2 separate regions of the Homo sapiens genome follow, and region 1 is linked to region 2. Evidence: chromatin loops called from intact Hi-C (ENCODE). Cell type or tissue: natural killer cell. All regions are shown on one strand.

What was found. Peaks named below come from ENCODE experiments on the same cell type or tissue, not always from the same donor. Only the 100,000 strongest peaks of a DNase experiment are listed, where the experiment ranks them.
Region 1: it touches region 2 in a loop (3-fold over the local background); 3 of 110 quality-filtered maps call a loop at or near these places.

The regions. Positions count from the first base shown.
Region 1 is chr5:54,993,852-54,996,351 of GRCh38, forward strand. No RefSeq gene overlaps it. Among named protein-coding and RNA genes, the nearest start is that of ESM1, 9.5 kb to the left of the region's middle. In natural killer cell, no CTCF peak of the experiment used is centred here; no DNase peak of the experiment used is centred here; H3K27ac peaks cover 1,042 bases.
Region 2 is chr5:55,060,933-55,063,432 of GRCh38, forward strand. No RefSeq gene overlaps it. Among named protein-coding and RNA genes, the nearest start is that of GZMK, 38 kb to the left of the region's middle. In natural killer cell, no CTCF peak of the experiment used is centred here; DNase peaks (open chromatin) are centred at 1,279 and 1,679; H3K4me3 peaks cover 1,040 bases; H3K27ac peaks cover 1,374 bases.

The DNA.
Region 1 (2,500 bases), 67 kb before region 2:
TCAAGTATCCCATATTTGGACAAGAACCTATGCTAAAAACAAGAAAATGCAGGGCATCTGATCTTACCAGGGAATATTGAAGGACACTTTGAAGGGGCCTGAGGGAAAAAAATCACTGAGTAATGCTATTTGGAAGAGGGGGCAACATGTGTGGCATGCTTCCTATGGTAACCTCTTCCTAATTGCTTGAAATACATACATATACATACACAAACACACACAAACACACACCCATAGAAACAACAGCAGCAACAACAACAACAATAACAGAACTTTGAGGGATTCACTTGATCAAATAATCCTACCCATGGAGAGCCTTCAAAACCGTTCACTTGCAATGTGAAAGCCACACAAGCCTGCTGAAGGAGAGCGCCTTTCCCCTTTGAGGGATAGGATATATACCAGAGCACTTCACATTCAATTAGGAGAGTTCAAGACTTCAAAACACAGAATAATGCTTCCTTCCACATACAGTCCCACTGCTAGGACAATTATAACATGCAGCTGATCAGAAACCTTCAATACCTGAAAAGAAGAGGTAGAAAGGAGAAGCAGGACCAATAAATGTGGCCCCAGAAAACTCCCCAAGCCCTAAATACACCAGAACTCTGAGCTTAGAGCTAGAAAACATCTAATTTAAGAAGTGGTTCAGGGAGAATTGTTTATTCAACTGCCAAAAAAAAAACAGAGTTTTTAAATATTTGATGGCTTAGAATTTTATAATTTATTTTCAAGTAAATATTTTTTAAACTTTTTTGTTCTTTTAAAATCTCTCTACAGTAGTATACTGTATTATATTAACATTAGTATTTACAGTCTAATAACTTGCTAAGGATTTCTTTTCATAAGAAAGAAAATGGACCAGAATGTAGGCAAATGTATCCATTCCTTGGTCAGTTTGGACTGCTATACTAAAATACCACAAACTGGGTGGCTTATGAACAACAGAAACTTATGTTTCCGTTTCAGAGGCTCGAAGTGTGAGATAAGGGTGTCAACATGGTCAGGGTCTGGTAAGAAACCTCTTCCAGGCTACAGATTGCCAACTTATCCTTGTATCCTCACATGGTAGAAAGGGAGCAAGAGAGGTCTCTGGGGCCCCTTTTATAAGGGCACTAATTCCATTCATAAGGGTTCCAACTTCATGCCCTAATTACCTGCCAAAGACCCCATCTTGTAATACGATCATTTTGGGGATTATGATTTCAACATATAGATTTGGGAGAAACACAAATATTCCATTCACTGTCATCTATAATTATGATAAATGTGGCCTGGGCCTGGGCCTGCTCCCCTTCATCCACCTGCTTAATCTTCTCCACCCATCAGAACACCTCACCCTTCAAGGGGCAAGGCTGGCATGCCAGTGTCTCTTTGATGTCCTCACCAACTTCCTCCAGGCCCAAATTAATCCCTTGCCCAACCCAAATTTTGCATTTCTGGACTTCTTGCACAGTCTTCTACATGCAGGGGCCCTCTAGTTCGCAATGAGCAAGAATCGTTTTATGATCATTGTGTGGTTTTCACAATGCCTGGCTTAGGTCTTACACATAGTAGATGCTCAATGAATGACATAGTGTCTAGAAAAAATATAAGCCAACTTCAAAGACCAGCCTCATAGAGCCCACCCCTCCATGGGAAAGTGAATGGGATAGTCCTCATCCCCTTCCTTCGGCTTCCTCCCACCTGCCCAAGGTCTCAAGGAGTGGTGTTTAAGGAGGGCTCTCTCTCTTCAACCAATTTTTTTTTGAGACAGACTCTCGCTATGTCACCCAGGCTGGAAGGCAGTGACGCAGTCTTGGCTCATTGCAACCTCCACCTCCTGGGTTCAAGCGATTCTCCTGCCTCAGCCTCCCGAGTTGCTGGAATTACAGGCGCCCACCACCACGACTGGCTAATTTTTTTGTATTTCTAGTAGAGGCAGGATTTCACCATGTTGGCCAGGCTGGTCTTGAACTCCTGGCCTCAGGCAATCTGCCCACCTTGGCCTCCCAAAATGCTGGGATTACAGGCATGAGCCACCATGCCTGGCCTCTTCAACTACTTTTAAAATTAAAATGCCAGAGGTCACTGTAACATTGCATCACTAACACATTAGTGGGTGGGAGTTTATCAAGTCACCTTCCTCTCTACCACCCTCTCTTGTACCAAGTGCACCACTCCCTGTGACCCCTGCCTCCTCCATCAGGAATTAAAGGGAGGTGGAAGCAGCAAATTGACTTCACAATATAGAGCATACACTCTGAAGGCAGACCATCCGAGTGGGAATCCTGAGTACACAACTTACTAACAGTACAAACTGAGCACAATGTTTAAATCTCTGGACTTCTATTTCCCAAGATGCAAAAAGAGACATACGAGAATACTTACTTCAATGCCTGGTAAGTAGTGAGCACTCAAAATATGTTGATGACAACATGGCCTTTGGCAGGGCCTCCAAGAGACATCCCTGCTGCCCCAGCTCCCCATGACCCCGTGATTCCTGGTCTCCTTAGAGCAC
Region 2 (2,500 bases):
AATAGCAATAGACATTTTGGGGCTCTCTGATGTTCTTGCCATCCTTACTCTAAATTCATTCACACCCAAAGTCTTCCTCGTGCTAGAATAAAGCCAGCATTCGATCCAAAAATACAACAGTTTGACCTGAGCTCTTCCGCCAAGATACAGTTCACTTGCAGTTGTGTGTTTCTAATGTTGGTGAAGAAAAGCCAGGAGCCTTCAATGTCCAGAAAGAGTTGGCAACACGGGTTGGCCAGTGGTGTCTATGTTGAGAGCTGGTTCACCTGCCCTCTTCAGAATGGTTGTCAAAATCTGTTCAGGAAGCCCTCAAGGAAGGCAGTTTTCAGGCTAGCCTATTGGTCCCCTCCCCCAGAGTATGTTAGTTCAGCATCTGTCTCAGAACAAGAACTCAGTAAATATCTCACAAATTAATGAATAAATAATTAAACCAATGAATAAATAAATGAAATTCTACAAGAAAAGTCCAACAAGCCTGGAAAAAAGCTGTGCCACCATTAGTTATTCTAATACCCCTGCTCCCCCGTCACTGAAGGAAATAGATGCTGCACTGGGAGGACATGTCATCTTCATCAAACCCCTGCCCGGTGGAAACACCAGGCAGGCAATAAGCCCCACAGAGCCCTCTCTCTGCACATTCCCATCCCTGTGCCTCACAGTCCCTTCCAACATAGGAGCCTGAGGATAGATCACAAACTTCCCAGCTGTTCCCTAGAGCCCTATCACCCAAGAAGGAGAAGGAGCTATGAGGAGGAGGCTGGGGTGGTAAGACTTGGGACCCCCACATGTATACACACATAGTCAGAGCAGCTCTGACTTTCATCTATTTTATATTTTAGTTTTCCACAGAAGATTCAATGAGGTGGGCAAGTTTCCTCTCAAAAAAAAAAAAGAAAGAAAGAAAACACTGGTCTAGCTGCATATTACATGACTATAATCTCCCAGAGGGCAAGAGACTGGAATTGTACCACCATCCCCTAATACCTGGTACAATGCCATGAACTTGATCGGGAAGTGTCTTGGGGCATCAGGCAAGAAGTGCCAATTACCTGGGTCCTAATCCCAGCTCCAACATAAACCTGCTGGGCAAGCTACATGATAAATACTGTTCCATCTTTACTCTTTAAAAAGTGCCACTCTGGAGATTTTTCTACACTAACATCTCCTCATGAATACCTCATTCATGATTTTATCAGCTTAGTTGAAATGTTTTATTTTAGCTGAAGACATCTGAATCGAGCCTTCACTTTCACATTCGGTCAGCATCCTGCACACATGCATATGCACACGCTCTCACCCGCTCCATTCCCCAACACCGCAACCCACATCCCACCACACCCCGCATCCCATCCTGCCGCCCAGGGCACCCTGGGACTCCCCTGCATCCCTCTTTAGATGCCAATTAAGAAAATAAATAGTTCTTATTATCCACTTACCCTTAAATACCTTCCTTGAGAAGTACTTACATCGTTTTTAATGAAGTGATCTGGTGGACAAAGCAAAAACTAATCCAAATTGCCAAGAGCCCCCAGAAGTCCCAATAATTAGTTCTATTCTATTCTCCCATAATGTAAGATATGGTTTTTAGCCTCTAAATATTTACTATTTATTATAGTAAGATGTGGTGTATCTAACTCAAACAGCTAGCGAGCTACCACTCTGCCCAACAGCTGTGCTTTCAAGTGGTTCAGTACATAACCACAAACACTGTGGCTGTATTGCTCTCTGTAAACACTATAAAAAGTCAAATATGCCTATATGCTTCTCAAGTTCACTCAGACCAAAAAAAAACTCACCTGTCCCATATACTATCAATAAAATAACTCCAAAAAGTCCAAATAAATGCAGAATAAACATTTAAAATACTCTAGGCTGGATATCTTTTTACATTGTAATTCACTGTAATTAGTCAAATCCTGTCAGAATGTTGATACAGGATATTTGGTGAACTGGTCAAGTTTAATCATCTCTCTAAAATGAATGGCAAGAATATATTAATATATTATAAGGTCACTCTCCTGTCAAAGGTACAATTAATATAGACAGCACAGGTAAGCCACCAAGGACTCCAAAAGTACAGAGAATAATGTAGAAACCTTTCCATATCTGTCAGCCCCTATCACCAGTTAACTATCAAATTTTGCCAATTCAACTACTTTTGAAAGGTCAATTTATAAATGTCTTATACTATAATCTTTTGTATGTGTGTTCACAGAAAATCAAACAGGCATGTGGCTGTTTGGGGGCAGAGAAATTAGAAGAGAGCACTATCCCCTCTGACGGGGCAGGTACTGCCTCATATGTTGCTTTGGGCTAAAACCCTGGGTCTCTAGGTGCTGAGAGAAGCTAGAAGGAAGGATGACAAAGTCTGTAATTCCTGGGAAATGAGACAGGCAGCATAGCCCATCCAGGCTCTGACTCACTTGGAGACCTTCTCTCTTCTGGCTCCATCCATCCCCCACGTCAATCATAACAAAGAGGAAATCAGCTTTGCCCTCGG